Linked DNA regions of Homo sapiens: region 1 is linked to region 2. Evidence: chromatin loops called from intact Hi-C (ENCODE). Cell type or tissue: A673. All regions are shown on one strand. Links, peaks and the distances in the headings refer to the core of each region. The heading gives the core; the rest is flanking DNA. Region 1 holds the start of LOC107986734 (a long non-coding RNA gene). Region 2 has its middle 52 kb from the start of MATCAP2.

The links. Hi-C counts contacts between places; a loop is a spot of excess contacts. Peaks named below come from ENCODE experiments on the same cell type or tissue, not always from the same donor. Only the 100,000 strongest peaks of a DNase experiment are listed, where the experiment ranks them.
Region 1: a loop joins it to region 2, with 10 times the contacts of the local background. A loop is called at or near these places in 83 of 110 quality-filtered maps.

The regions. Positions count from the first base shown.
Region 1 is chr7:35,987,755-35,993,134 of GRCh38, forward strand. It overlaps LOC107986734 (a long non-coding RNA gene), which reads right to left and starts at 3,734. Exons shown (of 3, transcript XR_001745010.1): 1 at 3,695-3,734; 2 at 1,219-1,451. In A673, for the core only: no CTCF peak of the experiment used is centred there; no DNase peak of the experiment used is centred there.
Region 2 is chr7:36,312,999-36,318,378 of GRCh38, forward strand. No RefSeq gene overlaps it. Among named protein-coding and RNA genes, the nearest start is that of MATCAP2, 52 kb to the right of the region's middle. In A673, for the core only: no CTCF peak of the experiment used is centred there; a DNase peak (open chromatin) is centred at 2,733.

The DNA of each region.
Region 1 (5,380 bases), core at 267-5,266, 330 kb before region 2:
TTCATATGTGGTTTTGATGTTCTTGACATAAAATGGGCAGAGGCCTGAGGAGTCACAAACTATACACACACACACACACACACACACACACACACACACACACAGCAGCAGCAGCAGCAGCAAGTAAGAAGTAGAATGAGCCAGGACTAAAGCCGAGTAAAATGCAAATATAAAATATACACACAGTGACACCAGACAGCCAGGTACACATCCAGGGATACATCTCAAACATACTGGTGAGGAGATGGGTATGGGAGCAAAAGGAATCTTAAGCAAAAAAAAAAAGCCAGAAGAGGGGTCACGTGCCCTGTCAGTGATGATAGTGTTCCGAGGCTGGGAGGATGACAAGCACAGTTCTCTGCAGACATGGCCCACAGAGGTAACAGCCAGGCAAAAATGGTGGGCAGAAGCCCCAGAGGGTCTCTCCAGATGCCATGAAACCTACAAGAAATGCCATGAGGCTGTGGGGAATTTGTTAGGCACATGGAGCGATTTCCAGGCCTGTGTCTGCCCTTCTGTCCCTGTTGAGTTACCAGTGTTGACTCACACCCTGGCACCTGGATGGATTTGTGTGGGTCGCCTGGCGATCGCGTAGGTTCCTGTAAATACAAACAGCCTAGGTCTGACAGGAATTTCCTTACTGCTTTCCTTCAGAATTGATATTAGAAGTAAATTGCTCTCTTTAAAGTGTTCAACCCTAACATGTCCCACTGGGAAAACTCTCTCTTTTTCTGTGGCCAAACACTATCAGGCTTTGTGAATTTTATAGAAGAACCAGAATTGAGGGCCAGACCTCACCCTGGGAAGCCCTGGCCATGTCTTTAAGTGATGGGGCTTGTCTGTGAATTGTCCTTGTTGGAAAGATGGAGGATAGCTTTAGTGCTGGCCACCATTGCTGGTGACACACAGCCTTATCCAAGGAAGTACATTAAGAACTCAGTGCTTGTGGCCATCAAAGAGATTCCAGTCTCTTTTTGGAGGAACTGGTTAAATCTATTATGATCTAATCAGACAATGTAATATTTTGCCCCTACAAAAAATCCTGCTTTTGAGGCCTTCTTATTGACATTGGAAAATGTAAATGTTACATCTGCTGAAATAATATTTAGCGAGTGCCTTTGCCCAGAACATGAACTGATTAGGGCCAAGCTGAAGCACAAACAAGTCACATAAGAACCTGCTGGGAAGAACTCTGGCAGTAAAAACTGTTTTCCATACCATAGCTGACTGGTTTGCTTTTCAGACCTTGTGAGCCAGAGGAGATGTTCCCAGAATCACACAGTGCAGGAGGCTTGGTCCTGGAAAACTGTCAGGTGGTCAGCAGTGAGTGATGAACGATGTGATCACAGCGGCGTTTCCCAGCCAGGCCTCGTGCAGGGGCCACGCCTTCCTACCTCCTCATACACCCTGGTCCCAAAGTCATCTTGGAAGCACAGGCTCTGAACCCTTATCTAAGGATTAAAGAATAGCAGAAAAACCAGACATTTAGAGGTATTTAGACATTTAAAAGAGCCCATGAAATCCAGGCGGCCTGTGTGACCTTCATTTTCTCCTACGAGAGAGATGCAGGGACTTGGGTGCTGTGCTGTCCCCGAGGCCATGGGACAACCCCCCTACCCCGCAGGAGTAGGGGTGCTCTGTGTGTAGCTGCACTCAGTCTCTCCACCGCCTCCTGTTCCAGGACACCGTCATTCAATAAGGCTAAGATTTTGTTTTTAATGTTCATAAAGCCTCTTAATCCTGAGAACGGCTTGACTGTGCATTGAGTTCCTGAGAACAGGACTAAAATATCTATACAATATGAGTCCAATTATATTTATGGCTAAGCATCCAAATATACCTAGAAAAAAAAAGCTTAGAAGGAAATGGGCCAACATATTAACAGCTTCCCTCCCACCTTCCCCCGCACACAAATGTGATGGTTTTAAGGGAAGTTTAAATGTTTCCTTAAAAACAGCTTTATTGAGATATAATTGATACTGAACTTTGCTTTAAGCAAACAAAAAATGAACATTAAGATTTATTTTTTAAGATTTAGGGTATAAGAAAATGAAATAAAAGGCATCCAGATAGTAAAAGATGAAGAAAAACTGTATTTGCAGATGATATGATCTTATATATAGAAAATCCTAAGGAATCCATGAAAAAACTATTAGAACTAGTAACCAAGTTGGGCAAAATTGCAGTATACAATGACAATTTATATACAAATCAATTGTATTTCTTTTTATTTTTATTTTTGAGACGAATCCTTGCTCTGTCACCCAGGCTGGAGTACAGTGGCATGATCTCCGCTCACTGCAAGCTCCGCCTCCCGGGTTCACGCCATTCTCCTGTCTCAGCCTCCCATGTAGCTGGGTCTACAGGCACCCGCCACCACACCCGGCTAATTTTTGTATTTTTAGTAGAGACAGGGTTTCACCATGTTGGTCAGGCTGGTCTTGAACTCCTGACCTCAGGTGATCCACCTGCCTCAGCCCCCCAAAGTGTTGGGATTACAAGTGTGAGCCACCGCGCCCAGCCAAATCAATTGTATTTCTATACACTGGCAACGAACAATCCAAAAATGAAATTAAGAAAACAATTCCATTTATTAATATAATAAAAAAGAATAAAATACTTAGGAAGTTAATAAAAGAAGTACAAAACTTATACTCTATAAACTACAAAACACTGTTGAAAAATGTTAGACAATGTAAAAAGATGGACAGACATCTCATGTTCATGGATCAGAAGACCGAATATTGTTAAGATGGCAATACTCCCCAAACTGATCTACAGATTTAACAGAATCCCTATCAGCACACACAACCACCCCCTGCCCCCCAGCTGGCTTCTTTGCAAAAATGGGCAAATTAATTCTAATATTCACATAGAAACTCAAAAGACCTAGAATAGCCAAAATGATACAGAAAAAGAAGAACAAAATTGGAGGACTCAAACTTCTGATTTCAAAACCTATAAATCTACAGTAATCAAGACAGTGTGGTACTGGCATTAAGATAGACATATAGATCAGTAGAATAGAACCAAGCATCCAGAAATTCTTACATTTACAGTCAACTGATGTCCAACAAAAGTGCCAAAATAATTCAATCAGAGAAAGAAGAGTCTTTTCAACAAATGGTGCTGGGACTAGATATCCACATGCAGAAGAATGAACTTGGACTCCTAATTTACTAAAAATGGATCAAATACCTAAATTTGAGAGATAAAAAACTCTTAGAAGAAAACACAGGGGTGAATCTTCATTACCTTGAATTTGGCAATGGTTTGTGAGATATGACATCAAAAGTATGAACAACAAAAGAAAAAAATAAATAGAAATTCATCAACATTAAAAATTCTGTGCTACAGAGGACACTATTCAGAAAGTGAAAGACAACACACACAATGGAAGAAAATATTTGCAAATCATATATTTGTTAAGGGACTTGTATTCTAGAATATATAGAACTCTTAAAACTCAACAATAAGACAAACTCAATTAAAAAGTGGGCAAAGAATCTCAATAGACATTTGTCCAAATATACAACCACATGAAAAGAGGTTCAGCACAACCGTCAAAGAAATGCTAATAAAAACCACAATGAGATACTATTTTACATCCACTGTATTAGTCCATTTTCATGCTGCTGATAAAGACATACCTGAGACTGGACAATTTACAAAAGAAAGAGGTTTAATGGCTTACAGTCCACATGACTGGGGAGGCCTCACAATCATGGCAGAAGGCAAGGAGGAGCAAGTAACATCTTAGGTGGATGGCGGCAGGCAAAGAGAGAGATTGGGCAGGGAAACTCCCCCTTATAATACCATCAGATCTTGTGAGACTTATTTGCTATCACTAGAACAGCATGGGAAAGTCCTGCCCCCATGACTCAATTACCTCCCACCAGGTCCCTCCCACAACACATGAGAATTCAAGATGAGATGTGGGTGGGGACACAGCCAAACCATATCATCCACTATGATGGCTTTCCTCAAAAAAGCAGATAACAAGTGTTAGTGAGAATGTGGAGGAAGCAAAAGTTCCACACGCTGCTGGTGGGAATGTAGAATGGTGGATCTACTTTGGAAAACAGTCTGGCAGTTCCTTCAAAAAGTAAACACAGGGTTATCATTTGACCCGGCAATTCCACTTGTTAAAAACAAACTGAGGGCTGGGGCACGGTGGCTCATGCCTGTAATCCCAGTACTTTGGGAGGCTAAGGCAGGAGGATTGCTTGAGTTCAAGAGTTCGAGACCAGTCTGGGTGACATAGCAAAACCCTGTCTCTACAAAAATACAAAAATTAACCAGACATGGTGGCACGCACCTGTGGTACCAGGTACTCCTCCCACCCAGGAGGCTGAGGTGGGAGGACTGCTTGAGCCTGGGAGGCAGAGGCTGCAGTGAGCTGAGATCATGCCACTATACTCCATCTTGGGTGACTGAGTGAAACCCTGTCTAAATAAATAAATACTGAGGCACATGAAAATTTTTAATGAGTTTATTTGAGCATTCAGTGATTCATGAATTCATCAGTACCAGACCACAGCAGTTCAGTGAAGGCGTGCAAGAAGAAACTTTTATAAGGTGTTTGTGGAAGCAAGACAATGAAAATACTTGATTGGTTAAGGTGGAAAGTCCTTAGTTAGAGGTTAGTTGGTGGCTTCTGATTGGTTAAGCTTTAGTTTCATTTACTGTTTACATCAAATTGGGTTTTGGTTTGCTTACATAGGAACCCAATGTGCTGGAGCTGTCTCAGCCTAATAGCCTCCCAATTAACTATTTTAACACATTCCTAGGTGTATACCCAAGAGAACTGAAAGCATGTGTTTACACATAAACTTGCCTGTGAATGTTTGTATCTGCATTATTCATAATAGCGTAAAGGTGGAAAGAACCTAGTGTCCATCAACTGATGGCTAAACAAAATGTAACATGTCAATACAATGGCATCTTATTTGTCATAAAAAGGAATGAAGCACTCATACATGCCACAACATGGATGAAACTGAAAAACATTTTGCAAAATGAAAGAAGCCAGTCACAAAAGACCACATATTCTATGATTCCATATATAGGAAATGTCCAGAACAGACAAATCTATGAAGATGGAAAGATTAGTGGTTGCCTAGGACTGGGAGGTGGCGTGAGGAGATTGGGGAGTGATAGCTAATGAATACAAAGTTTCTTTGGGGGATTATAAAAATTTACTAAAATTGATTGTGGTGACGGTCACACAATTCTGTAAATGTACTAAAAACCATTGAATTGCACACTTAAAATTGAATTGTAAAGCATGTGATATCTCAATAAAACTGTTATAAAAATATTTAGGTGCTAATTAGTTTGGAAGAGTCATTACTTTAAAATAATTCACAACACTATTTCC
Region 2 (5,380 bases), core at 101-5,100:
GAAGAGGGGACCAGGAGGGCCGGGGTGTGGAGGGAGGACAGCAGTGATGTGGCTGCTCCTGGCAAGAGCTTAGGACGAGATATGGAGAGGAGACTGACGGGAGCCACAGGCCAGCTCTTCCAAGGCAGGCTAAGGATGTTGAGGTGGTTCTGCGGCGCTGGGGAGCATTGCAGGCTTGTGTGGGAGTAGGAACAGGTAGAGGAGGGGGCCTGCATCCGCAGTGCCGGGAGCGGCGCAGGTATCGGGGCAGGGATGGGGGATGGCTCTCGTTGCCGGCATATTATTGTGCGGTCCTTCGGCTAAGGTGTTAGCAGAGCTGGTGGGGGCCAGGTTGGTCACACTAGTCTCAGAGAAAGGCCTGAGGGGCTGGAAAGCAAGTGCAGAGGTGGGCTATTGGGACACTGTTGAGTGTCACAAGGACATGGGTTCGAGTTCTGCCTCCACCCTGACCAGCTTCAGGTTTCTAAGAAGTTGATCTTTGTTAGGTTTAAAAAAAAAGAAAAAAGAAAAATTCAGGAAAAGAGCCAGGTTTGGGGAGAAGATGCTAATCCCCGTTTTGGACAAGTTGAACTAGGGTGCCTATAGGTCAACTGCCCAGGCAGTTGGGAGCGGGTGGGGAAACCTGCCCTTCCAGAGCCTTCCATGATGGGTCTGCTGTGCTCCCGTCAAGGGTGGGACATTCCTCTATGAGAACACACATCAAACCGTGGAGTGCCTCGGCTGTCAGGCCTGCCTCCCAGCCAGACTGCACATGTAGAGAAGTAGAGGGAAGCTTACCTGAAGATGACAGTCCCGATGATGATGATGATGATGATGACGATGGTGATGATTGATCATGATGATGTTTTAAGAGCAGGGAGGCTGTTACCTTTTCTTATGGGCTGAAATGTGTCCCCTCAAAATTTATATTAAAATCCTAACCCCTAGTACTTTAGACTGTGACTTTATTTGCAAATAGGGTCATTGCAGACACAATTAAGATAAGGTCCTACTGGAGTAGAGTGAGCCCTTCATCCTATATGACTTAGTATTCATATAAGAAGAAGAAAAAACAGAAACAAACAGGGAGAGGGCCAAGTGGCCACGGAGGCAGAGATTACAGTGATGGAGCTGCAAGCCAAGGAACACTGCGGAGCAGCGTCCGAGGCTGGAAGAGGAGAGGCAGGGTCCTCCCTGCAGGCTTCAGAGGGAGTGGCCTCGCTCATACCTTGATTTTGGACTCCCTGACTCCAGTACCATGGGTGAATAAATTTCTCTAGTTGTAAGCCTCTCAATTGATGGTAATTTGTTATGACACCCCTAGGAGACTAATAGATGATCATGTCTGTATCCCCAGAACCTGGCACATCATGGCATTGGAGAAGCAAATGAATGAATGAAGTTCAGAGAGGGAATGCAGGAGAACTACTCAGCCCCACAAAGTCAGGTGGAATGTGGCTCTGCCCGCCTCCCCAAAGAAGGCTCTGTAGCCAAGAGCAGCAACAAATAGGCTGAGGGAGACCTGGGATGGTGCCGGTCTCCACCAGCTCACCTCCCTTGGTCTTGTCACCCAGGGCAGATCCTGATGTGGGGAGGGAGAGAGCAGAGAGCAGAGAAACCCTGGGGTTACCAGTGAAGCTTGTCTCTCACCTCAAGGGTGTCCTCTCCCTTCCTTGCTTTCTTCCACCACCACTACCCCATCCTCTCTGCAGTATCTCTGCGTCTGAGCATCAGAGCTAGGGTGACATTTACCCACCCTTTGGGAGTGGGTCCCTGGAAAGGTGCCAGGTGGAGCTGGAGGTTGAAGCAAGTTTCAGGGCATTGACAGGAAGAGAGTGAGGGAAGCCCTGGGTAGCACTAAGAGCATGGCTATAATGGGTGTTATGAGCCCAAACTCCTGTTCAGATCCTTTCCGGAAATTACTATTGGTGTGACTTTGGGAAAGTCACTCGACCCCTCTGAGCCTCTCAGTTTCTTTACCTGAAAAATGGAGGTATGTCTACTACCTTTAATATTGTCATAAAGATTAAATGAAATATATTTGGCATGAAATCGTCACCACCATCATTATCTTCAGTGGTGGCCAAGTGTCTCTAGGGAAGACAGGAGTGCAATGTGGATGGAAAGGTTTGGGGAGTTCCCAGACCACCCAAATCTGTGAGCAGGATGGCACTGAGAAATGCAGAACATGCCCTGGGGATGGGGGCAATTTTCTACAGTCTGGAGGATGTCTTTCAATCCTGGCTTCTGTGCAGAGCTGAGCAGTGTCCAGGGGTGGACGGTCCCCAGCCAAGCATGAGGAGGCCCCTTTGTGGGAGCCAACACCATACAGGGGGACAAGTTCAGATGTCAGGGCCCCATCAGAAGTGGGGGGCACAGAGTTTAAACCACCACTGAAAATAGGCAAGGGGACCCTTGTTGGAAGGAGTTTGCTGGGCATGAGAGAGGCCACCAGTGAGAGTAGGGGCAACCCTGACCTTCAGGGTCAAACCACATAAGGCAGGATTGCCCTGCAGCTTTTGGTTTTGGTGTCTGGCCAATTGCCAGTAGTCAGTGATGGAAGATGCCATTTCCCAAGTACTCTGCTGACTTCTATTGCGACAAATTATTTAATTAAATTATTATTGTTGGGAGGGCATTAGGGACTCGAGTTTTACTGAGCTAAGGAGTGAGTGCAGTGGGTGGGGGATAATGAAAGAAGTCAGATTGGAAGGAGGGTCACGGAAAACAAACGTCCTTGACAAAGGTGGGCGGGGCTCATGCAAATGAGACAGTCTAGGGAGCATTTCCTGCTACTTCCTGCTTTCTGGAAACTGCTTAGAAGGCTGAGTAGCTGAGGTTGACCTGAGAGCTTGGTTTTGCCCCAGAAACACACAGACAGCAGAAAGGAGACGGCAGAGGTTCAGGGGTAGCCAGGCCACCGGGCCACTGCAGGCCAGGAGTGCAGGCGCAGCCTGCGATAGCAAGGATAAGCTTCAAAGGCAAAGGTGAGGCCCTGTCCTAGGCACCCTGGGGCCTTGCTCTTGCTTCCCAGGGGTGTCTCCTGCTTCTGCCTTTATCCCTCCAGGAAGGTAGGGATGGAGGGAGGCACCCTCTTTTTCTCAAATCTGTGTGCCTGGGTGGCCAGGCTGGGCTTGGTAATGTGGAAAACTTGGGTCTGCAAGGGCAGTGAAGTTCGAAGGCCTGCTAAAGAGAGCAGCAGGAAAAGAGATGGTTCACCGACTCCCTCCTTCCAGGTGGCCTGGGGACGAGGAAGAAGGGAGAGAGATAAAAGGCCATGGAAGGGATTTCTCACCTGCTTCTGTTTTCCTGAGCTCTGGGGTCAAACCACATAAGGCAGGCTTCGCTTGGTGCTTTTGGTTCTGGGAGTGCCTAATATAGTGTCTGCTTAGCCGGCCGAATTCCGATCCACAGTCAGTGATGGAGGACGCAGTGTCTTGCTGACTTTCATCATGATGAATTATTTACTTAAAGGATCAATGCTCAGGGTGAGGCGCACTAAGGAGGACTCCAGTGATGAGGAGTGAGTGCGATTGGCTGGGGTTGTGGCTGCACCAGCATCAGCTACTTTGGACACAGCCAGAGAAGAGTGACAGGCTCCAGCCCCAGGCCTGCTGTGTATTGTGTGGTAGTCTCTTTGCTCTGAGTTCTGAGATACCTGGAAGTGGCATTTTAAAATAGAAATTCCAGAGATGGCTTTACCTCTTGGCAAATGGGCACCATACCTGTTCTATGCATGAAGGGTTCCTATGAATTTTCTGGACTATAAATCTCCCCCATTCTCTGGACTCTAAAAGCCCAAGGACAGAATCAGGAACACAAGGACTAGGCCGTCGATACCACCAGACTTGCTGAGTGATGGGGGGCAATTCCCCAGGCCTCCAGTTTCCTTCATGATATCCAGCAAGGAGAATTTTTCCCGGGGCAGTGGTCCTCACACGTAGATACCTGGAAGAATCACCCGTGGGACTTCCTGACCTGTGGATTCCTAAGCCCTAACCCAGAGTCTGATGAAGAAACATTGACTAGGCCTGGCCTGTGGCCCAGTTGAATTGGTGGCCATGCTCTGAGGCTCATACTTTGAGAAATACTGATGTGGAGGGAGTTGGTTAAAACAGGGTGCTGCCGTGTGTGTGTGTGTGTGTTACATATTTTCTTTACAGAAATGAGGTCTCGCTATCTTGCCTAGGCTGTCCTCAAACTCCTAGGCTCAAGCGATCCTCCCACCTCAGCCTCCCAAGTAGCTGGGAACGTACCGTCATGCCCAGTTTGAGCCTACCATAAATAATACTAAAGACGATATAGACGGGGCTGACTAAAATGTCAAGAACTGTGGTGGTTTATTTACTTGGAATTTTGGTGTGGCTTTCAATGGCTAGGTAAGGGATTCTTTCAGTAGCAAGGATGATAGCTACCTGGCCCTATGTCAGAGATCAGCCAGGCAGCTGAAAAAGTTTAGGATTGAAGCTGACAGACAGATAACAGCAGGGGAACTATTGTTACTGTGGCTATTTTATTAAAAGTCTTAAGTCCTTGGCTTCACTTTCCTAATGGAGCTGGCAGTGAGGATTTTTTCACTAATCTAATTACCAAACAAGACTGATGTTGGGTAAATCCTTACTATTTACAGAACTGGTAAGCAACTGCAGCTCTAGGAATTTCTCTGAAGTTTTCTTCTGAATTTTTCTGAACAGCATTGATCATCATTTACTTATCTAAGAAGACCAAATTGCAGAGAAGTTGGAAATCAGATCTTTTCATTCTTATCTCCTAGAGGGGTCTCATAGGTCTCCTGGCAAGAAGCAGTCAGACTCTGAGTGGTTTTGGCATTGAGGTTCTTGGGTGGAAGATGTGCTGCCAGCTAGGAGCAGTGAAAGCATAAGAGGATGAAAACTTCTAGGAGCCAGCCTCAGCCTCGGTCCCCACCATTGGCAGCTTCCAGATGGCTTCTGCAGGCTGTGGAGGCAAAGGCCTTCATTCTCATCCTCAACATTTAGTATGTTCATGTTCTTGTAGAATTGTCTCAGATAAAGCCACTCACATATCTAACTCCTAAAAACCTCAGAAGTTTGCCTAACAGCCCTCGGAAGGAACCTCAGTTTATAGGAGGTCTGTGTACCTGGAGGAGGGTGGGCTGGGATGAGAGGGAGTCAGACCTCTGCAATTTCCAGTATTTTATTTGAAGACAGTCCAGAGGCTTAAAGGGTCTGAAGGATGCATTATTACTGGGAATCCAGGGTCTGGTGAAAGCTAGAAAGCTGTTATCTAAGCAAAGGGGAGTTTAAGATTAGAAACTGAATTTCCCAGCCTTGCCTGTGCTCTAGAAACAATGGGGCTGGGTGCGGTGGCTCACTCCTGTAATCCGAGAACTTTGGGAGGTCGAGGCGGGCAGATCTCTCGA